Regions from separate parts of the Mus musculus genome. Here regions 1, 2, 4, 5 and 6 are each linked to region 3. The links are chromatin loops, found by intact Hi-C in ENCODE. Cell type or tissue: left cerebral cortex. All regions are shown on one strand. Each heading gives the region's core, and the rest is flanking DNA. Links, peaks and the distances in the headings are about the cores only.

Region 1 (4,000 bases), core at 1-4,000, 280 kb before region 3:
GAAGGAAAGACGGATGAAGGGAACAGAGATCTGCCAACTCTGAAGTCTAAGTTCATCCACCAAAACAGAAGAGCTCAGTAATAGAAATATTCCTTACTATACAGTCAGGGCTATACTCACCATTAATACTAAGCCAGCTCTCCCCGTGGATGTGGAACTAGTTTTCGCCATGAACAGTGAGTGGGCTGGCTGCAGATAACTTATACACCAGGCTGTCCCTCAATTTGAACATTGACTCAGTTGGTCCTTTTACACTGACCTAGCACTTACAAAATTGAGCTAGACTTACAGTGAGCCAGCCCTCACCATACACGGTATAAAATAAACCTTGAGTGTGAACACTGGATGGTCTTTAATAGGACCATAAAGCTAACCTGCACCAGGAACATGAACCTGGCTACTGTTTTGAATACTGATCCAGCTCTACCAGTAAATATGTTCATCTTTGGCTCTTCCTCCTTCAACAGGTCCGAAAGATTGGAGTATTTAGCTGTGGTCCCCCTGGCATGACCAAGAATGTGGAGAAGGCTTGTCAGCTCATCAACAGGCAGGACAGGACTCATTTTTCTCACCATTATGAGAACTTCTAGGCCTCCTGCCCAGCAACTATGCCCACTACTGCCCTGCTGGGACAGCAGGGGCTTTGGCCTGTGCCTTAACCCAGTACTCATTTCTGGCCACCTCAGCCTTGGCCCTTCCCACCTGCCAACTTGGTTGGTCCAAGTAGCCTCGCTCAGGCATCATGTGTAGGCTCAGAGATCTCTAGGGCCAGAATGTGTCTTGAGTTTGTCGAAGGAGCACTGTTTAAGAACTATAGGTTCAGAAGTAGGGGAGCTTTTGGGTTGAGACAAAGTGAGAATTAAGCAAAAACTTGACAGTAGACAACCTGTCAAGTTTTTGAAAGTGAGTCTGAGTGATAGTATGGATGCTGGCGTCTTCAAGTCCTCTTCACTGTGTTCTTCCTCTCTTCAAAATGGTTGGGAGATGTCTTAGAGTAGCCAGGGGCAACTTACAGAAACCCTCAGGACCAGCCTAACTGAACAACTGATCTCTCAAAATGTAAAATGTAGTCAGACCTTTCTGTGCCCACTAACCGCCTGGAGCAGTGCCCCTCAGCCCCATCTCCCTCTTCTAGTGGTCTGTTTTGCAAATAAACGGTGTTTCCCCCTTTGGAGTTTCTTTTTTGCTGCCTTAGGTCAAGGTGGAGCTAAGGAAATCATCCACCCAGTGGGCTTTGCCACGGTGGTCCAGGCATCTCTCCAGTATCTACTGAATAAAAGCAGCGAAGACTGAAAAGCCCTTCCTCACTCTGGTGTTAGGCTGCTGACAGCGGATCACAAGGACAGAGAGGAGTCCTCAGGGAGCTGCAGTCGGCCTGGCTTCCTCCAGGGCATCAGCTATTCTAGCTCTGCCCTGAGACAAGGTCTTCCAGGCAGCATGAGGAGATAGATGTCTCCTAACCCCTCTAGGCCTGTTTTCTCAGGTGCAAAATGGTGGGTCCTCTTCCTATCATTCAAAGGCAGAGCAACCTTCAGAGAGTTTCTGAAAAGGTGCCCAATGCCAAATGATCTATTCGGAATACCTCGTTTCTCAGATCACACATCCTCACTTTGGAGAAATTCCCAACTGATTCTAATCAGCGCTAATGCACCGCGGGCTTGGGTTGAGGCAAGCAAGGGGCCTCAGGTTGTCCTAAGAGGACAACCGTCCCGAGGGCGTCTGGCTCCCACAGAACCTGTCTGTGGAGCAGCGGGAAGGCCCCGGACCCACGGGGGTCGGCTGAGGTGCGTGGCCCCAGACCCGGCCACCAGAGGGAGCTAAGGGAAAGGGACACGGCGCGCCCAGCCAGCCAGCCAGGAGCGGGAGCGCGCCGCCTCAGGGAAGCGCGCCTCCCGCCCGCGTGGCAGCGCCATCCGCGCCGTCAGCCTGGCGCGCTGCCTCTTTGTCTCTCGGCGCCTCCCAGACAAACCGCTCGCTGCTGGCGGGAAGCCGGGCTCGCTCGGGAGCAATGGCAGGAGCGACGCGGCCTGGACGCCCCCTGCCCGGCGTGAGGTGTTTGGTCAAAGGAAGCGAGTGGATGCTCGGAAAGTGCTTTTCGCAGGCGGCCGGCGTCGGCTCCAGCCTCAATTTATAGTCGGGCTCGCTCCCCGCCCCCTCCCGGCAGCCCCTGGGCGGCGCCGGCAGCCGCAGCTCTGCCTGGCCGAGCCTCTGGCCCGGAGCCCGGGCGGCCCGCTGGGGACGGGGAGAAGGGAGGATGCGGAGGGTGGGTGGTGCGGGAGGGAGGTCGCCACTCCCTCCCTAGTGTCTGACTGGGGCGGGGAGACCCCTTCCTCCTCAGGCTCTCCTCGGTGCCCAGCTCCACACAGTCCCTTTATTCCAAGGCCCAGGATTCCCTCCCCTTTATAATAAATTAAGGAATCTTCAGCGCCTGCTAGATCCTAGGACAAGGGGAAGCCAGGTTTCTGACATCATGTCCTTGGTAAGAACCGCTGCCCCCGTGCAGGTGACAAGGACTGGGTCCAGGTCTATCATAGTGCCCTGGTCTCACATCTACAGAGTCCGGATGGCCACAGGGTAGAGCAGGGACATGTGTTCCGCTCCCTTAATGGGCAGCTTGCGGCTGGCATAGTGGTGCACGATTTCAGGGACGCTGCTGAAGGGTGGGCTGTTCTGGCCCAACACATACTTGTGTTCCTTAGTCCGGGACAGCTTCATGTGCATGAAGCCCTGACTGCTCCTAGGAAGAGAAAGAGATCCCGGTGACCAGGGGTTCTCCTCAGTCCCCTACTTCTACCCCGACTCTCCCAGCAAGTGTGATTCCAAAGCCAGCTTCAAGTGGGAGGTGGACAGAGACGGGATGGTGGGGGAGGGGAGGGGAGGGGAGGAGAGGAGAGGGTTGAGTAGGTAGCATGAGGCACTGGCTTTGTGGTGAGGACGCTCATTGTACCAAGAATGTGTGTGTGGTGAGTATACAGGGTGTGTGCTGGTGGAAAGTGGGGTGCCCCGCACCCTCCAATTCTGTGACCCTAGCCCATAGCCTTTGGCTAAGGCCAGTTTAACCCTACCTGGACTTTTGAGACCGATTCATACAGGTCAGGCTAGTCTGTGTCTCCACCTCTTAATTATAGGTGTATGCCAGTGTATGGGGTACTGAGCCCAGAACCCAGGGCTTTGGACAGACTAGCCAGCACCTTAGCAACTGACTACAGCCCGGCCTTATGCTCAGTTTCCCCTTCTTGAGCTATATGGCAGCACCAGTCTGTGGGTCTTACACCAAGTCAGACCCTCTCAGTCCAGCCAGCCAGCCCTTAGGCCTGGAGTGACATCATCTGGAGACTCGGTTAGCATTACCTACCCAGAGTTGGGTAGGACAGACAAAGGAATTATGGTGTGGAGGTGAGATGAGAGGGCATGGGAGCCCCCCAGCCTGGAGTCTGATTGCAACCTCTTTCCATCAGAGAAGAAGCAAGCAGTTCCAGCACAACCGACATCTGCGGCAAAGGCGGCTGACACAGACTTAATACGTCTTTTAAATACAAAGATTTTATGTTGAGCAGGTCTTAAGGCCTGAGTGTGTATGACCTTGTGGAGGGGCTCATTCTTTTTCCTATACTATAGTTTGGTTGAAATTTGTGGGGCGAAACAAGCCCTTTCTACAGCAAAGCTGTCCCGCCTTCCTGTGTTCCCAGGGATTAAACTTTTACCTTAGTGATAGTAGTCCTATCAAGAGCCCACCAGTGATAAGACAGTCAGACCCAACCCAGATCCCGTATATGGCTACAGTAAGAACAAAAGAGAGCAAAGAGGTGAGGCTGCTCCCTCTCCCTTTAGGTACGGTGCTCACATGTGACTCTATCTTATTTTCTTCTGAGCCGTCTTTGTCTCTTAATCCTCATGCTTAACTATATACTAAAATAACTTTAATAAAAAAACCCCAAAGTCGGGCGTGGTGGCGCACTCCTTTAATTCCAGCACTCCAGAGGCAGAAGCAGGCGGATTT
Region 2 (5,296 bases), core at 754-4,753, 160 kb before region 3:
TGTTCTTTGTTTGAGCAAGTAAAAGACATCTGACTTCCTTAAGTTAGTTTGGATTGTATAAGTGAACTATAATATAAATCTCCATCCAAACCATGTGAAAGGATGGCATGTAATAATATGTTAGGAGGACTTTGTAGCCAATAATATTTATTAGCTATTGTCTTAGGGTTTTTACTGCTGTGAACAGACATCATGAGCAAAGCAACTCTTATAAACACAATATTTAATTGTGGCTGGCTTACAAGTTCAGAGGTTCAGTCCATTATCATCAAGGAGGGAGCATGGCAGCATCCAGGCAGGCATGGCACAGGAGGAGCTGAGAGTTCTACTTCTTCATCTGAAGGTTGCTAGGAGAAGACTGGCTTCTAGTCAGCTAGGAGGAGGGTTTTAAATCCTATGCCCACAGTGACACACTTTCTCCAAAAAGGCCACACCTTCTCCAACAGGGCCACACCTCCAAATAGTGACACTCCCTGGGCCAAGCACATTCAAACCACTATAGCTAAATATAGATTTTTAAGTCTCAGCCAGTCTCAGAGATGTAGAAGCAACAAGGTACATATTATCTGCCTTGTTGATCTTGTTAATTTCTTTCTTCCTGTCTATAGTCAAGATCTTCAGGAGTCTCTCCCTGTCATATCAGATTTTTATCAATTTGGATCAAATCCACAGGTTTTTTTTTTTCTGTAGAAACATATATAAAGCCTTTCCCCTAGCTAATAATTTCCTTCCCTGTATTCAGATATAATGACATTCTTAGTATATACAGGCCGATTAAGCTCAGCAGGCTTTTCCATAGTACAATGTTTCTTAGCAGCTGTTGTTTTTTGTTCATTAGCATCAAGACATTTAAAGTCAATAATGCACTGTGTAATCTATCTGTATGTACTCTGGGAATCTTTGTTACCCATTTCTGTTTGTTAAGAATCTCTTTTAAAGTACAATTGGATCTCTCTATAACTGCTTGTCCTGTAAAAAACTGAGGTACACCCATAGTTAGCTTTATATTATAATATGCAAAAGTTGTTCCATTTTTCCAGAGACATATGCTATCGCATTGTCAGTCATGATTTGTATAGATATCTCCATAATTGCTATAGATGTTAATAAATTATAATGGCAGAATCAGTCTTTTCAGAACACAAAGCAGTTGCTCATTAAAATACTGAATATGTGTCTATAGTATGATAAACATATTACAGTTTACCAAACTCTATAAAATGAAACACATCCAATTGCCAATTTTCATTTCTTTTTTTATTAGATATTTTCTTCATTTACATTTCAAATGCTATCCCGAAAGTCCCCTCTACCATCCCCCCCTCCTGCTCCCCAACCCATCCACTAATGCTTCTTGGCCCTGGCATTCCCCTGTACTGGGGCATATGATCTTCGCAGGACCAAGGGCCTCTCCTCTCATTGATAGCCAACTAGGCCATCCTCTGCTACATATGCAACTAGAGACACAGTTCTGGGGGGTACTGGTTATTTCATATTGTTGTTCCTCCTTGGGTACTTTCTCTAGTTGATTACACTGGTGATCTCTTCAAATTTAAGCTTTGTATCTCAGATCTAGGAAAGCCACCGCGGTGAAAGCTGTAGTGCAAACAGGACAGCATCTGCTGCCACCGATCCTGCAGTCTCTTGTTCTTACTTTGAAGCACTCGCAAGGCCAACAAAACAGTAAGGCAGCAGCACAAGATCAGTCCGCCAGCGATCACAGCTGCGCCAAACCACAGTTCTTTGAAGGAAGTCAGCTCCTGCATCCTAGTGATGAGTTTTCTGCTGCTGTCATGCTGATACTGGTTTCCTTGTCCTGAGGCTTCGCTCTTGGGAGGAGAGAGGACTTCATGCAGTCCTCGGGAATTGCACATGTTTTCGTGACAGCATTCCAAAGTGGGCATGGCAGGGCCAGAGTGGTTTAGGGCCTGCTTGTCTTCGCAGATGTCTGTGCTGTGCTTGCATGTAAGTCCAGACAGCTGTGGATGAGTGGGGAATTGGTGTCCTGAGGATCGAGATGTCTGGAGAAGCAAGCACTAAGCTCAGACTTACACATATAACCTGTTGCCACACAGCGAGCATCATCATAGTAGCATCTGATCTCTCCTGTGGTGAGCAGCACAGCCTTGGTGCAGAGCTCCAGCTGCAGCCAGATGAAGAAGGATCTGGAGTGATGTCCATTGATGTCTCGCGCTCCCTTCGATCCTGGAGCCAGGCGCGGCTTCACTATGACCTCCGGGCGCGCCGCACTTGAGCCCGGGCGCTGTCATTGTCGGGGCGAGGGCCTGAGCATTGAGCGGAACTAAGACTACCGAGGACCCATTCCGGGTCCCTCGCGCGCGCTCCCCGGCCGTCGTCCTCTTGCTCTGCCAGCCAGTGCAAAAGACAGGAACAGGAGAGGGGAATTGGAGCCGAGAGGGGTAAATAGCGCCAGGGCCCGGCTCTATGCCCCACCTCCACTCTCCGATTGGCCGACGCCTCTAGCCCTGGGGCCCAGCAGCAGGGGGCGGGGCCAGACGCGGGCTGAGACCGACCCGCTGACCCGCTCCCGCTGGCTCCTACCTGGGTTGGGCACTGTCGACTCCCCCTAGCGGACGCCTGCGCGAGCAGCCGCAGATGCGCCGCAGAGCCCAGCCCAGAGTTGTGTGACCCTCACTGCTCAGTCTCTGGTCAGCGGCCTCCAGCACGTGGCTTCGCTTTTGTCCCACCTGAAACCCCACCACCACCACCACCACCACGACGGACCAATGGGCTTGGGGTCTGCCCGCGCGCGTGGCCGATGAGAAGTAGGGTGCACATAGCCAAGAAGGGGCTGCTGGCTCTCTGCTGGCTCCCTAGGGCTCATCCAACCTGAGCCAGCTGCCTTGCGACCAGTATCCTCAACATTTTTTTTAATTAGGTATTTTCCTCGTTTACATTTTCAATGCAATCTCAAAAGTCCCCCCTCAACATTTTTTATGTTTAGATTTTATCACATTGAACTCCTCTTCTCTCTCTCTCTCTCTCTCTCTCTCTCTCTCTCTCTCTCTCTCTCTCTCTCTCTCTCTCTCTCTCTCTCTCTCTCTCTCTCTCTCTCTGTGTGTGTGTGTGTGTGTGTGTGTACATGCAGCACAGAGCACATTTTAAGGACAGAGAACAACCTGAAAGACTTCCATGTGCTTCCTACTGTTTGAACTCAGGTCATCTGTATGCTGGCAAATGCCTTTTCCACTGAAACATTTTCCCGCCCACCTGTATTTATCACGTAAAGAAATGTCTTTATTTTAAAATTTATATTTATATGTTGGCTTAAAAATTTAAAAGCCTAATTTAATAATGGTTTTTAAATGTTTTAACCTCCTCTGTAGCCCACCTCCATCTTAGGTAGTAGAGAAGAAATGTTATTAGTATATAGGGGAAGTGTACCTGTTTAGAAATCGTTCTTTGGAGCAAATCTAATGTGCTTTGTCAGGAAATCAGCAGTTTAGTTTGCAGGAATCAGAAGTGGCAGCTTGATCCACTTGCAAAATCCTTTACAAATATACTGGTAGTCTAGTTCAGTGGTGCTGGGTTAGTAAACGCAAATCGGCAGCAGTGACACAGCCTACTATAAACAGGACTCCACTGAATAGGCACGAGTCAGGAGAAGCAATTAGGACCGGCAGGGACAACAGGAAAAGTTCTTAGCACTCAACAAAGTGAAGATCAGCAAAGACAAAGACCCAAGACCAAGAAGTGTTGCAAAGCTAGCTATGCGAGCCCACCATCACTGTCTATTGAATCCTATATATACTCTCTCAAAATATCAAGTGTCTTCCCATGGGTCGTGCTTCACCACACGAGTCTGTCTTAGTAAAACCCTAAGTGAGTCTGTATCAGCTGACATCACTCTACCAATCAGTCCAAGTCCTCAGAAGTGGCAAGAAGCCTCCAGAACCTCATGAGAAGTTCTTTGGCAAGTTTTTTCCTATGCATTACCACAAATGGAACTCAGCGACACAACGTAAGGCAAACGAATACAAGTGTGTCCTTAGTGAAAAATCTTTTATCACTTGTCTTTTCATGTATTTGCTTTAGCAAAACATCCTTTCACCTGTGTCTGCCTTAGCAAAAACATTCATGTGTCTGCCTTAGCAAAACATCCTTTCACCTGTGTCTACTTCAGAAAAACATCCTTGGACATAACTGACTTTACAAAACCCCAAAAGTTTCCACTCCCTATGTGGGTATGTCTGTGTGAGTATGCCCATGTGTGGTGAGGGGGAGGATTTCAGATCCACTGGAGCTGGGGTTACAGGTGAGTGTAAGCACATTGATGTGGATGCTAAGGACTGGATTCTGATCTTCAAGAGCAGAAAGTACTCTTAGTCACTGAGCCATCTCTCTAGACCCCTGTTTTACATTTAGTATATCAGACATTAAGTGTTGTAAATGTATTGTATCATATTCAGGGTATGTGACACCAAGACACTAAATGTTCCCTAAGCAACTTTGCCACATATTATGGAAGAAAAGAAATAATGTGCTTATGGTTTTATGTGAGACAGTTATATCATGCTAGGCAGAATTATGACTTTGCTATTGTTCTCATTTGGGAATTAAGCATGACATAAAGACAGGTGAGTGGGTATCAATTTGACAAGGGGCAGGTTTCTAACGGTTAATATTGGGTGTCAACTTGATTGGATATGGAATCAACATTTTTTTTTAAAGGCAAGAAGCTAGGCACACCTGTGAGGAATTTTCTTGTCTGGATTATTTGAAGAGGGAAGACACATTTTTAATGTTGACATCCCCTTCTAGTGGCATCCCAGATATAAGGAAGCAGGAAGAAGGGCGCTGGGAAGACTGTTCAGTGGTCAAGAGTACTGCCTGTCTTCCAAATGACCTAAGTTCTGTTCCCAGATCCCACATCACTGCTCACAACCATTTATAATTCCAGTTCCAGAGGGATCTGACACCGGTGGCTTTTGTGGGAACCAGACACATACACATCTTTTAGTGAGGCTTTTTTTTTTTTTTTTTTTTTTTTTGGTTTTTTGAGACAGGGTTTCTCTGTGTAGCCCTGGCTGTCCTGGAACTCACTTTGTAGACCAGGCTGGCCTCGAACTCAGAAATCCGCCTGCCTCTGCCTCCCGAGTGCTGGGATTAAAGGCGTGCGCCACCACGCCCAGCCCTTTAGTGAGTTTTATTTCCAAGTAGTGGTTACTATGTTTTCCAGTTTGATGGGGAGAAGGTTTGTGTAATCTAAGTCCAATGGGCAGTCCTTGGTTCATAGCCCCAAAGTTAATTTTATGATTCATAGTCATATGCATCT
Region 3 (5,296 bases), core at 790-4,789:
CCTCAGTTTTGTTACTTTGGAAGCCAGCGCATCAACTTCCCAAAGAACCACTCCCACTTCAAGGCCAAATGGTCCCGAGCCTGCTTTTGCTCTCTTCCCTCTCAAGGCGTACACTATCCAGAGAAGTTGGTCAGTAAAACTTAACAGTTCAGCAAAGAACCATTTCTCTCCTCTCTGCTTGGTACTATTACCTTAAAAAGTGGAACCTAAAGACTGTATTTCCTATGTGGATGTATTGTAGGAAATCACCAGAGGAACCTTTAATGAAACAGAGATCTAAGAGTCACTATGAAAAAGTCATTTTTAGACAGTCACCTCCCTAGCTCTAAACTGGTTTTGTTTCTGTTCAGCCTATAGGATCAGACCATAAATAATATTGTCAACCACTAGGCAAGTTAAACATGCAAAAAAATGAAGGACTGATGCTCTCAACTCTAATTCACCTAGGTAGAATACCCAAACCAGATTTCCTGGAAATCATCAAACTCATTCTCCTAAATTCAAACAAGTCTAACTGAATCCACTAGGAATTGAAGAGATCTAATTATTGAACACCTAGCATTTTACTCAGTGTTGGAATAGGGAGCAGAGCACTACAAGTTATTAAACAGAGAGACTAAACTACGGAAAGACAATTGAAGCCCACTTTCATAACTGGCAACGATGCAAACAGAATGTATAAATGTGTGGCTGGCACCCCAGGATGTTGTGCCAAGAGAACATTGGAGTAAAGACTGGAGGGGCTCTCCCATCTCTCTGAAAGAACTTAGGTGTGTGTCACCAGTCTTTAAGTGAATGGGCAGAACTGAGAGGTTTGTTAGTGGTGTGGGTATCGATTCTCTGCCTTTTCACATGCCTTCGATGTCATCCTGTCTCACTTCCTAGCACATTGCCTGGCACAGAATGACAAATGAAGCAGAACTGAGTTCTTTCCACAGTGTAATCCCTGTTTCCAGTTCAGCCCAGTCACTGCTCACTCACTTATTCATTCATTTAAAAGTGGGGTTTTTAAGAACAATCCCCATCTTCTACCCTTGAAGAGTTTAAAGCAGAGATAGAAATGCAGCTCAGTTGGCAGAGCGCATGCCTAGTCGACATGGAGCAGATCTAGGTTCTAGTTCCCAGCACTACGTACATCATACATGGTGGCACACATGTGTGTTTCTGGATTTTTGGAGGAAGACTCTTGTCTTTCTTGTGAAATGTCACATGCCTGGCCTTTGTGTTTCTCTAAGCATTATCTTCCAAATTTCCACAATAGCTCATTCAACTCTGAGCACCTAATGGCACACACACACACACATACATATATGCATATATACATATATGCAAACAGACACATACATATATACATATGGTAGATGGGGCAGAGCCCCAGATGTCACACTTTATTCCTTCTCTCTGGCCTTCTTAGCTCTTCTTAGACAAAAGTCCTTTAGAAAATTACCTCATAGATAAAATGTTTACACAAAAGAGGAGTTACAGAAGGATGTCCATATTAAGTTCAAAGCAGTGCTTCATTCTATAAACTCGTTATTTCAACACCACAGTTTCCCATGGCCTCACTCTATTATAGTGCAGACTTGTGGCTTCATCCTTGGACCTGACCTAGAATGAATGCTTTTCCTTGGTCATAAATCTGACCCAAGCCCATTTCTCTTTTTAGTGTAATTGTGGAAGTGCAATGTATTTTTTATCATGCAGCCTTTACTTACTATTCTCTGAGGAGTGAGCACATTCTATTCTTGATTCTAACTTTACTATATCTTTCTGGCAAAACAACTAGAACCATCTCCTAAAACTTTCTTCCTAAAATTATTTGAATCAAATCAGAAATTCTATAGCCTCATTAATCCATCTAAACAGCATTAATTCATGAAAGTTCACCTTCATGTTGATCTGAAGGAATTTTGCCCAATAGGGTAGGCTGATGCCCAGGAATCATTAGGCTATGCAATATTGACAAGAAAAGGCATACCACTAGCATGAAGCAATCCTGGGATAAATATCTCTGAAGGCCCTTGCAATTTAGAGCTTACCCATCATAGCTATACAAAGTGGTATATCTCCAGAAAACTTAGCCTTTCCTTGATGGCTCCTGACAGGAAGCCAGGACAAGAACTCAAGGCAGGAACCTAGAGGTAGAACCCGAAGCAGAGCTCACAGAGGAATGCTGCTTCCTGGCTTGCTTAACTACCTCTCTTATAGAGTCCAAACCCACCTGCTAGGGACAGCACTGCCTATAGTGGAATGGGTCCTCCTCTATCAATTAGCAATCAAGAAAATGCCCCACAGAGATGCCCATGGGCCAGTCTGATTGAGGCGATTCCTTTTTCCCAGTTAAAGTTCCTTCTTCCCAGAAGTGACAATGAAGAACAGCCATGAAAATGTCATTATAAAGTGACCTGTGAGAGTTAGATGCTTCCTCCCACTATCTAAGGAGAGAGTGCAAAAGCACATGAAGTAGGAAGTAGCCCTCACTTGTCCTGAGTCAGCCAGCATCTACATCTTCGTTTTCTAAGCTTCCAAAACTGTAAGAAGTAAAGCTCTGAATGCAAGTCATGCAATTATGTACATGAAGGCAAAGCACATACACATAAAATGAGATAAATAAAATCTGTAAAGGGGCTGGAGAGTTAAGAGTTAAGAGTCCGAGAAACTGAGTTTAGCTCCCAACACCCACATGGAGTGATTTACAAACATCTATAACTGTAGCTCCACGGGATCCAATGCCTCTGGACTTCATGTGCACCTACATAATCTCTCTCTCTCATCATACACACTATTTTTTAATGGAAAAATATAATTTGCTATTGCTTATTATAACCTGAATAGCGTGTGGTACTTTGTTAGAATAGCTTGACAATATTATAAGAATACATACTAAAAAAAAAAAAAAAAAAAATACATACTGTGTGAACCCTGAGGAAAATCTAGCGGAAGCTTCGGTTGCAAATGTCCGGTCCGCCAAGGGCCCTCGGCCTTCATTTGTTGGTTCTGGACTCCCTCTAGTGGTGCACACGTTTGTTGCTTTAAATAGTGCTCATAAAATTGCCAAATTTGGAGTCCTGTAACCAACAAAAGGACCACAGAACTGTTATTATGTTTTTCTTTTCAAGGTTTTCTTTTTCTTTCTTTCTTTCTTTCTTTCTTTCTTTCTTTCTTTCTTTCTTTCTTTCTTTCTTTCTTTCTTTCTTTCTTTCTTTCTTTCTTTCTTTCTTTCTTTCTCTCTCTCTCTCTCTCTCTCTCTCTCTCTCTCTCTCTCTCTTTCTTTCTTTCTTTCTTTCTTTCTTTCGATACCTTTCTCCATTCTGTAGTTTAGGCTTGCCTAGACCTCACTAAGTAGCCCAGGTAGAACTATAAATTGTTCTAATCCTTATTTAGTCTCCCAAATGTTGTGATATAGGTATGAACCATCACAGCAAGCTTAGAATGGTTTCCTGCAAGATTGTAAGTATGATGAATTCAGATGTATGGATGACTGAAACAATACAATGAAAATGGTCTGACTCAGAGGAGCAGGATGGGTTAAGGCTGCCTGGGAAAGATAATCTATAGTTTTACTGAGAATGTGTGAATGAGTTGAGGGCCCAGAAACACAATCCCTTCCTGATATTTGTGACACAAGGAGGGGAGTGGCTGTTTTAGTGGGGATGCTGTATATTTCTTGGCCAAGGTCAGAGAACTTTATAGTTTGGCCCTGAACGGGATCAGCCTCTTTATGCAACACGAAAAAACATGTACTGTCCTCCACACCATATCCCCACTAACTTAGCCTCTACCCCTGTTTTAAATCAGTGCTGAAATCTGAAAGGTTAAGTTCACTCTAATTGCCTCAGTGGGCATCAGTTATGACTCTCAGCTGTACCTTTCATGCGACCATGGTCAAAATATGCAGAGAAAAACCTCTTAAGATCACCCTATTAAACTTCCGTTTCCTGGTCAGTTCTTTACCACAGCTATCCACACGCACGCTAGCTTTCACACACATCCCTTTACATATTGAAGATGGTTATTATGTCTTATTATTAATGTCTTCTTTCCCATTTCTAGACGCTCCAAGTCTTTGGAACGAGGATAAAAGATCTTTCATAAGATGCGAGTATCATGATTAATTTGGCGGGTATTTTATTTACACCTTGTTTATATCTGTAAGCACGTTACACCTTGTCAGCAGTTTGGGTTTTCTTTTTTTCCTTAAGAAATCTTTTTACTTCACAAAATGAAAACTCTTATGGCCTAATGGAGCAGCCGTATGTCTGTCAGATGCCAGCGGAGACCTTTTCATTGAGGCTCTTGGACCGACTACCGGGCGTCTGATGTTTATGGAGAGCCAGGCTTTTCTCACTTTCCCAGAAGTCCTTTCGACCGTCAATCAGAGGCTTGTTCCTTCTTGGCGCATGCGCGCCGCCTGCATCCGGCAGCCGGGTGGATTGCTGCCGGGCTTTCCCCGGCGTGGTTCCCCGAGTCATGGCTCCGGACTCGGGGCCCTTCCCCGACGGACAACTTTTGAAGCTGCTGCCGGTGGATCCCCGGGACCGGGACACCCAGCGCTGCCGCCTGGGGCCGGCCGCCTTCCGCAGCTTGGGTGCGCGCCTGGGCTCGCCGCTGAGGATCTCGTTGCCCGCCGGCGGCTGCTGCCTCTGCACGGCCTGGCCGCGGCGCGACAGGGTGGATGGCTTTGTGCAGCTGGACCCGCAGTGCGCTAGCCCCGGGGCCCGGGTGGCCACGGGGAGGATAGGTATGGACTGCTTGCAACCCGTGCCCTGTCCGCCCCTGCGGCGCCTAGAGGTGTGGCCGGTGCTGCGGCCCCAGGCGGGAGCCCCGAGTTCCGCCGCGGTGCTGGAGGTAGTGCACGAGCTGCTGCGCAACCGGCCTGTGTCTCGGGGACACGTGGTGACCACCCCGCCGGGTGTCCCCGGCCCTGTCGCAGCTCTGCACGTGATGGGCGGGACACCGGACCCAGAGCCCGGCGGGTGGGTCACACCGCATACCCGCATCACGCTCAGTGACAAGCCTCCGCCACAGGTCGAGCCTCCCGGGGAGGTGACCCTTGGGGGTCTGTCGGAGACCGCCGACTCCCTACGGGAGCTGCTCCGCCTGCCGCTGCGCTACCCGCTCGCCCTAGCCGCGCTGGGGCTGGCTGTGCCCCGCGGGGTGCTCCTGGCGGGCCCCCCGGGAGTGGGCAAGACCCAGTTAGTGCGGGCCGTGGCGCGCGAGACTGGCGCCGAGCTGCTGGCGGTGAGCGCCCCGGCGTTGCAGGGCTCCCGGCCCGGGGAGACCGAGGAGAACGTGC
Region 4 (5,296 bases), core at 580-4,579, 59 kb before region 3:
GATGAGTATGAAGTGTCCCTCCTTGTCTTTTTTGATAACTTTGGGTTGGAAGTCGATTTTATTCAATATCAGAATGGCTACTCCAGCTTGTTTCTTCAGACCATTTCCTTGGAAAATTGTTTTCCAGCCTTTCACTCTGAGGTAGTGTCTGTCTTTTTCTCTGAGATGGGTTTCCTGTAAGCAGCAGAATGTTGGGTCCTGTTTGTGTAGCCAGTCTGTTAGTCTATGTCTTTTTATTGGGGAATTGAGTCCATTGATATTAAGAGATATTAAGGAAAAGTAATTGTTGCTTCTATTATTTTGGTTGTTAGAGTTGGCATTCTGTTCTTGTGGCTGTGTTCTTTTTGGTTTGTTGAGGGATTACTTTTTTGCTTTTTCTAGGGCGTGATTTTCGTCCTTGTATTGGTTTTTTTTTCTGTTATTATCCTTTGAAGGGCTGGATTCTTGGAAAGACAATGTGTGAATTTGGTTTTGTCTTGGAATACTTTGGTTTCTCCATCTATGGTAATAGAGAGTTTAGCTGGGTATAGTAGCCTGGGCTGGCATTTGTGTTCTCTTAGTGTCTGTATAACATCTGCCCAGGTCTTCTGGCTTTCATAGTCTGTGGTGAAAAGTCTGGTGTAATTCTGATAGGCCTGCCTTTATATGTTACTTGACCTTTCTCTCTTACTGCTTTTAATATTCTATCTTTATTTAGTGCATTTGTTGTTCTGATTATTATGTGTCGGGAGAATTTTCTTTTCTGGTCCAGTCTATTTGGAGTTCTATAGGCTTCTTGTATGTTCATGGGCATCTCTTTCTTTAGGCTTGGGAAGTTTTCTTCTATAATTTTGTTGAAGATATTTGCTGGCCCTTTAAGTTGAAAATCTTCATTCTCATCAACTCCTATTATCCATAAGTTTGGTCTTCTCATTGTGTCCTGGATTTCAAGGATGTTTTGAGTTAGGATCTTTTTGTGTTTTGTATTTTCTTTGATTGTTGTTTCGATGTTCTCTATGGAATCTTCTGCACCTGAGATTCTCTCTTTCATCTCTTGTATTCTGTTGCTGATGCTTGCATCTATGGTTCCAGATTTCTTTCCTAGGGTTTCTATCTCCAGCGTTGCCTCACTTTGGGTTTTCTTTATTGTGTCTACTTCCCTTTTTAGGTCTAGTATGGTTTTGTTTATTTCCATCACCTGTTTGGATGTGTTTTCCTGTTTTTCTTTAAGGACTTCTACCTGTTTGGTTGTGTTTTCCTGTTTTTCTTTAAGGACTTGTAACTGTTTAGCAGTGTTCTCCTGTATTTCTTTAAGTGAGTTATTAAAGTCTTTCTTGATGTCCTCTACCATCATCATGAGATATGCTTTTAAATCCAGGTCTTGCTTTTCGGTTGTGTTGGGGTGCCCAGGACTAGGTGGGGTGGGAGTGCTGTGTTCTGATGATGGAGAGTGGTCTTGATTTCTGTTAGTAGGATTCTTACGTTTGCCTTTCGCCATCTGGTATTCTCTAGAGCTAGTTGTTATCGTTGTCTCTGGTTAGAGCTTATTCCTCAGGTGATTCTGTTAGCCTCTATCAGCAGACCTGGGAGACTCGCTCTCTCCTCTGAGTTTGAGTGGTCAGAGCACTCTCTGCAGGCAAGCTCTCCTTTTACAGGAAAGGTGCACAGATATCTGGCCTTAGGATCTCCCTCCTGTCCGAAGACGAAGGCCCAAAACAGGACCTCTCCTGAAGCTGAGTTGCTTTGGCCTGTCCCAGAAGCTGTTAGCTTCTGTATTCTACATTCTCACCTGTGCAGAATACTCTTGGAGGAGTCCTGGAACCAAGATGTGTGCAGCTGATGCTCAGGCAAAGCGCTCCCTGGCTTGGCGGATCTCTATCCTCTGGACGGGAAAGTGGCCAGCTGTCTGGGACCCAAAAAGGCCTTAGAAGCTCTGTGGTTCCCGCCTGTCCCAGAAGCTTTTAGCTTCTGTATTCCGTACTCTCACCTGTGCAGAACACACTCGGCGGGGTCCCGGAACCAAGATGTCTGCTGCCGATGCTCAGGCAAAGCGCTTCCGGATTTTGGTAATTTTTTGATGGCGCCAAAAATCACTGCTGTTCAAAAAATAGAGACTTGAGAGGTTAGGAGGAAGAACAATTAAGGAAGTAAAAGATCAACTCAGAATCTCTTATAAAAAATTCCAGCAAGAACAAAATGATGGGAGAAAAATATCAAAGAATTCCAGATTTCTTAGTACTTACCACCTGATTCATCAAGGAAGATCCACCCAAGAATACAAGCAGAAAATTTCAGAAAACTGAGACCTGACAGGCAGAAGGAAACATTGGTTTTCTGTAGTGAGACCGTTGGCCACCAGGTGGCAGGGGTGCCTCAAAGGGGGTCAATTAAAACACAGGGTTTCTCTAAGACAATAGAAAGAAGTTGTCAGGCTCTAGAGGCTATGAGGACGAGGTAGGTGGGTGGGGTTTTAAAGATCGAATTTTAAAGTGTAATTCTTGTGGTGGACACAAAGTTTCTCTCATGCAGGCATTCTACAAACATTCATCATTAATTAAAAAAAAATTCATATATGTGTAGGAGTGTTTTACCTACATGTATGTATGTGCTCCAAGTGAGTGCCTGGTGCCCTCGGAGGCAAGGGATCAATGGATCCCCTGGAACTGGAGTTATAGATAGTTGTGAGCCACCATATGGGTGCAGGGAACTGAACCTCAGTCCTCTGTGGGATCAATAAATGCTCCTAACTGCTGTGCCATCTCCTTAGCCCTGGTGGCATTTCTTCTGTCTCGATTTATTTGTTTTTATTTTAATAATGTTTTTGTTAATTATTTGAAAACTTCATACTGTCTTTTTAAATTATTTATTTTATATTTTGAGATACTTACATAATTTTTCCTCTTTCCTATCCTCCCTCCAAAAACTCCCACTTAAATCTGCTCAGTTGTATAATGTTACTTCCATGTATGTTTTCAAGGCTGGCCATTTGGTATTGGATCACCAGCTAGTGTGCTGGTCCCTGGGGCAGACTATTGCTCCCACTCCCAGCATTCTTCAGTTCCCTGTTGTTCTTTGTGTGGGTAGAAGCCTCCTGGGTTCCCCCTATCTCTTCACTCACTGCCCTGACTGAGATGGTTTTGAAGATGAGGCTCTGGAACAGCTAGAGACCTAATGATAGTCTCTGTGTGGCCTTTCCTAAAGAAACATGTCTAAGTCCCACTGTGGATCTTCCTGAGAGTCAGTGTTGCGTGTGATTCAGACAGAAGCTGTATAGTCAGTATGATCTGGTCTCAGAGGTCACAAGTGTCACCTCCACATCCTAATGCAGAGGGCAGTGAACTATCGCCTGAAGCTAACCCTGCCTGCCCTGTTTTGCCTGCCCTCTGTGCAGCACCCACCAGCACGGGAAGCCTGATAACCTCAGCCCTGGCAATGTTTTGCTGACAAGTCTCTATAGCCTTAGTTTTCTTGTACTTTGAGGAAGAGGCCTCTAAAACTTCCTAAAGTCAAAATGATGAATTTAGACCCTATGAGTTTCGTTTTGTGAGAAGTTAAAAACCTAGAATAGTAGCAAATAGGCCACTGTAAGATTTTTACCTAATTCATTTTTTCTTTAGAGAAAAAAAAAACTTTATTTTACTCTGGGTGTTTGGCCCAAACCCTAAACACTAGTGATATCCACACAGTTTAAAAACACTCTACACAACCATTTCCATTTTAATTACTGGATTAGATTCCCCCCTTTGATCTGAAACTCTTCAACCCTATTTTATCAATCCGTCAACTTCTTGAAGGATTTTGAACTTTGGGGAAATCTTGGATCTTGCTGAAGCTGAATTTTCAGTGCTTGATGTGACTGGGGTAAAAATGCGCATTTTCCAAAGGACAGACAGTATCACCTGGCTGCAGGCCCAAGATGTAGGTGAGCAAAACCCGACACTATTGAAGGACACACTCTGCCTGTATCTCCTGACCTCTGATATGGCTGGCAGGACAGCTCCTGGTTCATCCCATAGAACTGCCAACGGCCTTGGCAAGGAAGCAGCCCCATGAAAGGGAAATGTTTTGGGTTCTAGGCATACACGATGATCCGTTGTCACCTGGATTGATTGTAATGGTGTCAACTACTCAACAGTTGGTCTGTACTGTTACTCCTTAACTGGAGTAATCTGAATCCCTATCTTTGTAGTCTCATTCAAGACACTTTTACTGGAAACCACAAGCCAGGCCCAGATCCTCTCCCTGCTGTGTGGAAAAGCCACAGCTGCCAAAAGGCGATTGGCATGCCAAATTTTCACTCTTTGGAGCCAGTTCTTTAGCATTTGTAGATCCCTTGAAAAGCACAGGAACTCCTCCAAAGCATCCTTCTAGAGTATTTATTTGGTTGAGAGTATTGGAAATTCGTCTTTCAGGTTGTAATGCATTTGCAGGGTGTGGGTGCCCACACATGCTCCTTCCTAAAGCCACAGAGCAGACTGCGTTCCACCTGTTCTAGGTACGGCAGCTCCCCACTTGGTGGGGACTCTGTGCCTTGCTGCTGAGTGACAGGCACCCCAATAATATTTTTAATATTATTAAATATTATAAATTATATAAAATATATAAATTTTAAACTATAAAGAAAATGTCAAAACATGTAGTATGGTGCCAGGGGAAGTCCCTTGGGTGTCTGGAAAGAAATAAACTACCCAAGCCAAGGGAATGTCCAACATTTGGTAAATGCTATCTCAGAAAATAGTCACTAACTATTCTTAGTTACTCTCACTTTTGGGAAAGGGGGTAACATCTAAGTCTTAGGGTTCCTATTGCTGTGATGAAACACCATGATCAGAAACAACTTGAGGAAGGAACCCCACAGCTTATATAAGCCCATTACTGAGGGATGCTAGGCAGGAACTCAAGCAGTGCTGGTACCTGGAGGTCTAAGCTGATGCAAAGGCTATGAAGGTAATGCTGCTTACTGGCTTGCTCCTTGTGGCTTGCTCATCCTGCTTTCTTATAGAACCCAGGACCCCCATCTCAAGAGTGGTACTGTCCACAGTGAGCTGTGCCCTCCCACACAGATCATCAATCACGAAAATGGCTAACAGGCTCGCCTACAGACCAATCCAGTTGGGGGGTATTTTCTTAATTGAGGTTCTCTCTTCCAAAATGACTTTAATTGATATCAAGTTGACATAAAAGTAGTCAGTACACACTCCCAGAAATTGTAAAGACCTGCTTGATTGACCTCTGTAACGGAGGAGTTGGAACCAAACCACCATGTTTTCCTAGACTCAGCCTGGGTGAGTCAGATTCTCAGGAAAAGATCTACAGT
Region 5 (5,296 bases), core at 780-4,779, 250 kb before region 3:
TGCTGGGCGGGACTCCAACCTAGCAGAGCCTGCGATGCGCAGGCGCATTGAATTCTCGCCGCTAACTAGGCTTCACTTTGGTTCGGTAATCTGGGGCTTGCGAGAGATGTTGGAGGTGGCCGGAGACCTCCTGAGCATCCGGGGACCCGAGGTGACTGTCTTGGGGAAGCCGGTCTCCGGGGCCTGGACCCTTACCAGTGGACTCTGCAGAGTTCTCCTGCCTGCAGGGCCGTTCCCCAGTGGGTCTCCTGGCTGCAGATCCACCCCGCACCCTATATCAGCGACCGATGAGGACCTTTGCTGAGAGTGCGGCGGATGCCCTCGGTACTGAGTTAGCAGTTTGGACAGAACTCTATTGAATGCCGGTCAGCTTCGGCTTTCCGCCCCCATGACTTCTCTCTTCCTTGCAGCCTCTCCCACTTATCCCACATTTAGGATGGCTAAATCCTCTCTCCTTGATGCTCCCGCTCGGCTTTGCGCCCACTTCTGACCCCATTGGGCGGCAACTGGGACTCGGTCCGGTTTTCTTCTTGTCCATCAGCGCTCCCACCCACACGGCGCCTAGCCTGTGACGGCTTCCACAGAGAGGCAGTGATATTTGCTAAACCAAGAAGGTGCCAGTGGTTTCTCACAAGTGAGTTCAAAGTGGCCACTTTTTACTCTCCTCTGCAGAGCCACCAGAGATCTCGCAAAACACCAGCTAAATCCTTTCACTATTTCACGTCCCAGACTGCAGGACATCCGCCTGCTTTTCCCTCACGCGGCTTTCAGTGTCGTTTCCCGCCCCCAGCGACTGGCGCCCATTCACTCAACAGGTTCTTGAGGTTCTAGCTGTCAGCCGAGCCAGGCCCTAGAGCGCTGTGGGAGCGGGCAGGTCCTAAAAATGACCCAGGGAGAACACTTAGGAGAGGAATCACGACAGACAGAGCCTTTTAATGACTGTGTTCAACCCTTTGTACATTAAATTGCTGTTTGACAGATTCCCATTCTCCTTGTAAAAGCTATCTCAAATGTCACACCCTCTGCGGAGCTGCTGCTGCTTCTTCTTCTTCTTCTTCTTCTTCTTCTTCTTCTTCTTCTTCTTCTTCTTCTTCTTCTTCTTCTTCTTCTTCTTCTTCTTCTTCTTTTCTTCTTCTTCTTCTTCTTCTTCTTCTTCTTCTTCTTCTTCTTCTTCTTCTTCTTCTTCTTCTTCTTCTTCTTCCTTCTTCTTCTTCTTCTTCTTCTTCTTCTTCTTCTTCTTCTTCTTCTTCTTCTTCTTCTTCTTCTTCTTCTTCTTTCTTCTTCTTCTTCTTCTTCTTCTTCTTCTTCTTCTTCTTCTTCTTCTTCTTCTTCTTCTTCTTCTTCTTCTTCTTCTTCTTTTTTTAAATCACTTCGGCGTCTACGTTACTGCTTTGATGGAAATTTGTAAAAAGTATGTATAGGAGACTAAGAAAAACCAACGTATTTTTACAATATATATTGAAAACAGTTAGATATATACATTGCATTTTTCTGGCTGACGCAATTCTCTGTACTTCGGGTGCAAACACCATCCCTCTAACATACTGGAAGCTTTTGTGCGCCTGCAGTTTAATTTAGCCCGCGCTGGTATAAAACCCTAATTCTCAACAGGCAGTTTGAGATTAATTTTCTAGAATGTTAGCTAAGTATTAAAATCGAACAGAAGAATAAAATACAGCTCCCTTGCCGTGCCATTGTTGCCACAATGCCGTGACTCGGATTCGAACCGAGGTTGCTGCGGCCACAACGCAGAGTACTAACCACTATACGATCACGGCGAGCTACCGGGAACTTAAGGTCAGGACTCCTTCCTTGGTCTCTTCTGTGTTGGATGCCCCGCCCCTTTTGACGTCATCGGGTTGCTGGCATTTGTTTCTGCCTATCAACGGCGGGACTTATGAGTGTGCGCAGGCGCTTTGGTTTCCCTGGCTAGATCTGTGCGCTAGCGTAAAGAAGCCCTCCGCTTCGCAGCAGTGGTAACAGCGGCCGACTGGGCCTCTTTTTTTCCTTGTTTTTTTTATTTAATTTTTAATTTTAATTTTGAGTCTGTGTCTGATTCGGGACAGGCTGGCCTCTAACGTCCCGAGTTTTAGGTTCCTAGGCGCCACCACGCTGGGCTTGCCAAGCATTTTCATGGCTGTCTTTTTGTGGTGCGTTTCCAAGCCAAATAGAAACTCAAGAAGACTGTGGTCAATCGTTGTGGTTCGCTGGGGCCCCCCCAGTACATCAGCATAGGGATGGCAGGGGATGGATCGTCCCTGTCTCAAGAGTCGCACTGGTTACACAGCACAGTGTGGCGTTCCGGTAGCTCGCCGTGATCGTATAGTGGTTAGTACTCTGCGTTGTGGCCGCAGCAACCTCGGTTCGAATCCGAGTCACGGCATTGTGGCAACAATGGTACGGCAAGGGCGCCTTTTTAGTGAAGGCGTTGTAATGCCCGGGCTAATTCTCCTATGTCCCTGTTGCTCATGATGAAGGCATTATAATGCGTGGTTAATTCTCAAAAACACTATACTATGTCACGAGCGACTGACTTTACAGCTTGTTGGTTTAGTCACCTTACTTTTGTTAATATCTCTGCGTGGTACTTTCTATTTTCCTAATTCAACGGTTAATCACATTTTAGTCTTTTAAAAACCTTACAAGACTTAAGAGTTCATCACGGAGGGCATAGGAATTATAGGAACAATGCGAAAATTAGGGGTTAGAATTAAAATTAGGGTTAGGTAGGAAAACAAACCGAACCTTTTTTGGTTCAGATCATATGACAAATGAAAGATACTACCACACTGAAGGGACTAGTTTTTTGTGGTCACTGTGGCGTGCTAAGATAGCCTCGTGGGTGCTGGTGTTTTTCTCCTCTTCCCAGTCTACCTCACATTAAAGCAAATTATCACGTTGTTTTGTGTGCTCTTAAAAAAAACCCTCAAGCTCCACAAATTCGGGTCTATTATTCGGCATTAGGCCAAATGGAAGTGAATTTTCCACCTAGCTCTTGAATGCTTACTTGATGGTGGCTGTGTGGTTGTCAAGAAAGGACCCAGAGAAGAATGAAGTTCTCCAGCTCCTCCTAGGGGCTCTGGGATGGCAAAGCAAGTCAGGAAACATTCCTGGGAAAGATAGGTGTTGTAATGTCTTTCACCCATAATCCATCAGAACAGCTTACTGAACAGTGTAGAAAATCAAGACTTCATTGCAGCCCCACCCCCTAAGTCCCTAAACAAACAAAAGACAACAAAAACCACCCTCGCAGGCTGTAATTTCCCTGGGTCTCCTGGCATTTTAGGAGATTTGGTGAGTTTAAAGCCACATAACAGGACAGCTTGCGCCTTACAAGTGTTGCTGAACAAAATATAGTAGGTGAATGTGAAAACCCATTGGGCTTTGTGTGAACAGTCATGTATCTAGGCAGTATCACCAAACCCAGCAGACTAGTCACCAGGACTGTGGCAGCTGTTCCTGGGCTGGCCTTGCTAGCCCTGTTCCCATGAGCTGCACCCACACCAGGGCTTGGGAGAGATGCAAGCATTCCCTCCTGAGGGAGACATAAACCAGGTCGACCTCCCTCTCTAAGGTCCCAGTAACAAAGAAAGTACAGTTCTGTCAGAGGTCCCTCAGGAACTAGAAGGTTGTTGGGTTTATTTATAGAGTCTGAGTGAGGGGTTACTGACAGGTGACCATAAAGTGGCCACATTAGAAAGTCTTCACCCAGCAAGATGACTTCTTCCTGAAGTCACATAGAGGGAGTCCCCTTCAGTCAACCTCCCCCAGCATGTAAACTGTCTCTGGAGACCCGAGGTCACATGAAATTAGAGCAGAATGGCATGCAGGTGCCCAGGAAGAGTGACTGGGGTCTTAGGGAGAGTCCTGTGACCAACAGCAACCATCCACTGGCTCAGTCATGATGGCTGCTTCCAACCAGGCACAACTGACCTGGTCAAGACAGTTGCTCTTTTGCTTGGATGACGAAGGAGGAAGGAACAGTCACTCTGATATTATTTAGGGTGCAGCAAGCGGTCCATTTTATGTGTTAATTAAGTCAAAGGCAGGAAAAGTTTGAAAGTGAAGCAAAGCCAAGGTTTATTCAAAGTGGACAATTTCATAGAGTTAAAAAAGAAAAGGAAAGGAAAGGAAAGGAAAGGAAAGGAAAGGAAAGGAAAGGAAAGGAAAGGAAAGGAAAGGAAAGGAAAGGAAAGGAAAGGAAAGTTCCTCCGGGCAGGCAACTTGTCAATCTAGCAGCCCAGAGGAGGAGAATGTCGAGAGAAAGAGTGAAAGGGAAAAGCCATTTAAGTAAAGCCAGAAAGGAAGGGTGCATCAGAGAAAGAGTAAGGAAGCCCAGTTACTATAGTGGAAAAGCACATATAGGCTCTGGAAGCAGAGAAATAGCCAAGAAAGAACCAAAAGGAAATATTTACAGCTTTTAAAACCAGGACTCATTAAGGTGGGCAGACCCAGCAGGATCTCATAGCAGCTTGTAGGAACTGTACCAGGAACAGACATTCCGGGAAGCCAAAGTATAGCATTTTGTTAAAGAGATAATTGTTCCATTTGTCTCTTTAGCATGGTTTAAGGTGAGCCTTCCTAGGGGTGGTCCCTTGGCAAGATGATTGACAAACTGTCTTAGCTTCTGGGTAGCTGGAGTTGTTAGATCTCCATTCACGTGAGAGCTTTCATCCTGTTGACAGAACTAGGCTGTTCTGTTGCTGTGTCAACTCTCTACGAACACAGTAAAACAGTCAAGAAAACACAGCTCAGAAACACCTGGTATCTGAGATACCCCACTGGTCACCCATATCTACGGCCAAGAATGCAGAGGAAGCTAAGGAAATGTAGCATGACCCAGATGCTGCAGGGTCTGGCAGTGGGGTTGGGTGGGGTGGAGTGCAGGAGGATGCTCAGGTTGACAGCTGCCCTTCTGGACAGGAATATTGTCACTCTGGAGATGGGACAACCTAGCCTCTACTAAGGAACTCTGCTTGTTTTCCTTGCTCTGATTTCTGGGCGTCAGATCAGGCTGATCTAGTGACTTGCCTGCCCATTAGACTTGCCTTCAGGGAAGAGGGACCATTGCTGTTGACAAGCCCCTGAGTTCTTGGCTTGGCTTGTACACCTTACTGTGTTGTTTTCTGTTCAGACTCCTGGGCAAGATTGGTGGGATTCATTTCTTCTGCTTATCTGGGCTGATGAGGCTTCTGGGCTGGCAATGGTGAGAGCCAGAGCCCCCGAGAGCCTGGCCTGGGATGACGTCACCATGACCCAGTTGGCACACTCAGCGGCCAATCGACACCCTCCTTCC
Region 6 (4,000 bases), core at 1-4,000, 430 kb before region 3:
CTCACTTTGTAGACCAGACTGGCCTCGAACTCAGAAATCTGCCTGCCTCTGCCTCCTGAGTGCTGGGACTAAAGGCGTGCGCCACCACACCCGGCTTCTAATGTCTTTTCTATTAAAAAGTTAGTATGAGATCAGAGGGATAGCTTAGAGGTGACCACTTCCTGCTCTTTGAGAGGTCCAGAGTTCAGTTTACTACTGAACTCCCAGAACCTATATCAGGTGCCTCACAACTGCTTGCAACTCGAGCTTGGGGGATTCAAATGAGCATTTCTGGCCTCTGAGGCATTTCTTGCACACATGTGACATGATTTACACAGACACACAGGCAGACAGGTAAATGAAAGTATTATTATAACATTCCCTGCTTTTTTGTTTTGTTTGTCTGTTTTTTTTGAGACAGGTTTTCCTGTGTAGCCCTGGCTGTCCTGGAACTCACTCTGTAGACCAGGCTGGCCTCAAACTGAGAAATCTACCTGCCTCTGCCTTCCAAGTGCTGGGATTAAAGGCGTGTGCCACCACTGCCCGGTTAGTTGCTAAATTTTAAGCTGTGATTTCTTTTGCAATTTACAGCATGACAGAATGGCATCAAGTGATAAGGAGAACATTAGACCAACACCAGAACACAAACAAGAACTGTCCAAAAGGTATTGGTTACTATGTGTCATGGCTGTTCAAAGTGAATATAGAAACGTTGAGTTTGACTGTGTGTTTATCTTACTTTCACAGTTCCTCTGAGATTAACATGATCATCATCACTGTTCTTATGTATAGACAAAGAGATCTAAGATTAAAAGGATTAATTTGTTCAAAGTTATAGAAATTTTTACAAAAAAGAGAAGAAGTGAGTCTTGAGTGATGGCTCGCTGGTTAGGAGATCTTGTTGCTCTTTCAGAGGCCCTGGGTTTGGTTCCCGAACCCACATGGTGGCTCAATCATCAGTTATTCCAGTTTCAGGGGATCCGGCACCCTCTTCTGACCTCCGAGAGTTCCAGGCACACATGTGGTGTGCATATATGCATACAGGGAAAGTACTCATGCACATAAAATAAAAATAATCATTAAAAAGAAGGTGATGATGAAATATTGATGAGTCACGGAATGCCATACAGCTTCTGGCCTCCACACACATGCTCACACATGTTTACACACAGAGAAAACCGCAAACACACATACATGACAACATGCCAAGCAAGGTACATTTTAGCTGAAATCTTGGCATTAGAGGGATTTAAATGAGCACCAAGCTAGCCTAGGCTACTTAGGCTACAGAGGAAGATGCTGTTGAGGTTTTTTTGTTTGTTTGTTTTTTGTTTTTTTTTTTAACTAGATATTTTCTTCATTTACATTTCAAATGCTTTCCCTTTTCCTAGTTTCCTCTCCGAAAGTCCCCTATACCCTCCCCCTACTCTGCTCCCCAACCCACCCACTCCTGCTTCCTGGCCCTGGCATTCCACTGTACTGGGGCATATAATCTTCACAAGACCAAGGGCCTCTCCTCCCATTGATGGCCGACTAGGCCATCCTCTACTACATATGCAACTAGAGAGAGTTTTTTTTTTAACAAACAAACAAATAAACAAACAAAACCCAAAGTTTAATTATGTAAATATACCCTAAGATTCTGCTTTTTACTTTTCAATTTTCTTTTTTTTAATTAAGAAATTCATAGTACATATTAAGTATTTTTTAAATCATATCTACCTGACTTCCCTTCCCTTAATCCCCCTCCCAATTTCATGTATTCTCTCTCTGTAAAGTCTTGGCTGTCCTGGAACTTACTGTGTAGACCAGGGTGGCTTCAGACTGACAGTCTCCCCCTGCCTCTGCCTGCTCACACTGGGATTACAGTGCACCACTGCATCTGGTGCTTCTCCCTCCTTTTAAAATCCTGCTGTGTCTGTTTAGTGCACATGGGTATAGGACCATCTACTGGAGCACTGGCAGCATTTCAGGGGCTGCATCCCTGAGCAAATCCTCCCTCTTATGCAGGTATCTATGACAACAGCTTCTCAGCTAGGGCTGGACCTTCATGAGCCCCTCCCTGCTCATCTTGGATTTTGGCTGGCTTGATTTTGTGATAGTCCTATGCATGTGGTGATAGCCACTGTGAGTTCATGTGTTCCGATGCCCTACCCTGTTCTGCTGCAGACCTCCACTACTTCTGTAGAGCCTTTTCTTTATGGAACCACCAGATGGTGCAATATGAACATAAATAGAATACATCCTGAAATATCTGCATGAAGCACTACTTACTGACAGTAAACACATTATTATTGAACATTTGCAAAGCACAAGGCATTTGTGAGACAAGCAGTTCACAATATTTCTTTTCCTGTTTTCTTTTGTTTTTTTTGAGACAGGGTTTTTCTATGTAACAGAGCCCTGACTGTCCTGGACTTCCTTTAGAGACCAGGTTGGCCTCAAACTCACAGAGGTCCACCTGCCTCTGTCTCCCAAGTGCTGGGATTAAAGACATGTGCCACTGTGCCTGCTGGTTCACAATATTTCATTTGATTCTCACAGCTTGTATATGCAATGAGCCCCGTTCATTTTACAATTGAGAATATAAATCTCGAGAGCTAAATAATTCATTCAGTTTTATTCAGAAAGAACAGCTGAATTTGAAGCCATATCTAGATCTGAAGTCCAAAGCTGAATTTGAAGCCATATCTAGATCTGAAGTCCAAACTCTCAACCACTGTGCTATTTTCCTCTTCCCAGAAGGTCCTCAAATTTTAAAGTCACATATACTTTAAAATTTTATGTTTTTAAATTGTCTTAATATAAGTGTAACAGGCTGAGGATGTAGCTCAGTTGTTAGAGTGACTATCGAGTGTGCGTGGGATTTGGGTCTTATCCCTAGCACTACGTAAACCAGGCATACAGTGCATGCCTGTGATCATAGCAGCCTGGCGGTGAAGGCAGGATTAAAAGGCCAAGGTCATCCTCAGTTATAAAGCTAGTTTGAGGCCAACCTGGGTTTTATGAGACCCTATTTCAAAAATGCCAAAAATTAAAAAAAAATGTAAATCATTTAATTCACAAAAATAAGAAATATAAAAAAGAATAAAGGATATTTAAATTAGAAACAATTCTACTCACTAGCCTGTGTCTCTCCTGTCTTACAATAAGACACAGAGTTTGTAGAGCTGAGGTCATCTTGAAGTCTTTCAGCTTTGCATTTAATGTTCTATCAATAATTTCCCATAAGATTGAAAACCTTATTTAATGTTGTACCTCAGTGTTAGGACTGACTGTTAGAAACCAAAGCTATAAATTCAGAAAAGGAGTAAACTGGAAATCGCCCTGCATCAGTGAGCTTTCTTAGGAAGGAGAGTCTTACAACCATGATGGGGCGTGGTCAGCTTGAGTGGGAAAGCATTATGAGGGACAGCATCCCACCAGAGGCAGCATGAGGGACTTGAGGTAGGAGAGCAATGGAGGCGGTTAGAGCTTGTTATCAGAGACAACATAGCAGGACCTTAAAGGACAAGATGATTTCCTTTAAACCTGGGAGGAGCTTCATGTTGTCGCCAACTGTGACAGAGAATGAAGGAGAGACAGAGAAAGAATCAGAAATCCTTTGCTTGAAGGTGTGGGGAGCCATAGCTTGGAGCCAGTTTCGGTTTTACTTGTTAGGGTAAAGGGGAGCAGCCTGGCTTGTGTCATGGTGCAGAGCTTGTCAGCTCTTTACCTCAGAGGACAGATGGTGGTGGTGGGGTGTGCTCTGATTTCTTCTAAGCTGCTATTTGGTCTTAAATATGCAGGCAGGCCCATGATCTAAGGCAAACCTTATTTCTTTTTTTTTTTTCATTTTTATTAGGTATTTAGCTCATTTACATTTCCAATGCTATACCAAAAGTCCCCCATACCCACTCACCCCCACCCCCCTACCCACCCACTCCCCCTTTTTGGCCCTGGCGTTCCCCTGTACTGGGGCATATAAAGTTTGCAAGTCCAATGGGCCTCTCTTTGCAGTGATGGCCGACTAGGCCATCTT

Evidence for each region. A loop is a pair of places that touch in the nucleus more often than their neighbours do. Peaks named below come from ENCODE experiments on the same cell type or tissue, not always from the same donor. Only the 100,000 strongest peaks of a DNase experiment are listed, where the experiment ranks them.
Region 1: a loop joins it to region 3, with 9 times the contacts of the local background. A loop is called at or near these places in 6 of 42 quality-filtered maps.
Region 2: a loop joins it to region 3, with 2.3 times the contacts of the local background. A loop is called at or near these places in 9 of 42 quality-filtered maps.
Region 4: it touches region 3 in a loop (9-fold over the local background); 29 of 42 quality-filtered maps call a loop at or near these places.
Region 5: it touches region 3 in a loop (10-fold over the local background); 25 of 42 quality-filtered maps call a loop at or near these places.
Region 6: it touches region 3 in a loop (4-fold over the local background); 13 of 42 quality-filtered maps call a loop at or near these places.

Annotation. Positions count from the first base shown.
Region 1 is chr2:122,346,803-122,350,802 of GRCm38, forward strand. It overlaps Duox1 (dual oxidase 1), which reads left to right. Exons shown (of 33, transcript NM_001099297.1): 33 at 468-1,170. The coding sequence ends at 590. Shf (Src homology 2 domain containing F) reads right to left here. Exons shown (of 7, transcript NM_001374011.1): 7 at 2,090-2,737. The coding sequence ends at 2,551. Among named protein-coding and RNA genes, the nearest start is that of Shf, 20 kb to the right of the region's middle. In left cerebral cortex, for the core only: a CTCF peak has its summit at 1,815 (motif pointing right); DNase peaks (open chromatin) are centred at 1,941, 2,109 and 2,514; H3K4me3 peaks cover 1,368 bases; H3K27ac peaks cover 1,650 bases.
Region 2 is chr2:122,465,346-122,470,641 of GRCm38, forward strand. It overlaps the pseudogene Bambi-ps1. Among named protein-coding and RNA genes, the nearest start is that of Slc28a2b, 17 kb to the right of the region's middle. In left cerebral cortex, for the core only: a CTCF peak has its summit at 2,582 (motif pointing left); DNase peaks (open chromatin) are centred at 1,690 and 2,500; H3K4me3 peaks cover 1,103 bases; H3K27ac peaks cover 224 bases.
Region 3 is chr2:122,626,216-122,631,511 of GRCm38, forward strand. Spata5l1 (spermatogenesis associated 5-like 1) reads left to right here and starts at 4,410. Exons shown (of 3, transcript NM_001033256.4): 1 at 4,410-5,296. The coding sequence starts at 4,471. In left cerebral cortex, for the core only: a CTCF peak has its summit at 3,019 (motif pointing left); DNase peaks (open chromatin) are centred at 2,998 and 4,396; H3K4me3 peaks cover 1,238 bases; H3K27ac peaks cover 942 bases.
Region 4 is chr2:122,567,284-122,572,579 of GRCm38, forward strand. It overlaps Gm34325 (a long non-coding RNA gene), which reads left to right and starts at 2,410. Exons shown (of 3, transcript XR_003953895.1): 1 at 2,410-2,433. It also overlaps the pseudogene Gm17958. In left cerebral cortex, for the core only: a CTCF peak has its summit at 2,329 (motif pointing right); DNase peaks (open chromatin) are centred at 2,354 and 4,276.
Region 5 is chr2:122,375,657-122,380,952 of GRCm38, forward strand. All of the region lies in intron 1 of Gm39918 (predicted gene, 39918), which reads left to right. It overlaps n-THgtg3 (a tRNA gene), which reads right to left and starts at 1,778; the gene lies at 1,707-1,778. n-THgtg5 (a tRNA gene) reads left to right here and starts at 2,312; the gene lies at 2,312-2,383. In left cerebral cortex, for the core only: a CTCF peak has its summit at 3,066; DNase peaks (open chromatin) are centred at 1,836, 2,336 and 3,050; H3K4me3 peaks cover 1,882 bases; H3K27ac peaks cover 1,598 bases.
Region 6 is chr2:122,192,662-122,196,661 of GRCm38, forward strand. It overlaps Terb2 (telomere repeat binding bouquet formation protein 2), which reads left to right. Exons shown (of 7, transcript NM_028914.1): 5 at 571-644. Among named protein-coding and RNA genes, the nearest start is that of Terb2, 8.4 kb to the left of the region's middle. In left cerebral cortex, for the core only: a CTCF peak has its summit at 2,197 (motif pointing right); a DNase peak (open chromatin) is centred at 2,181.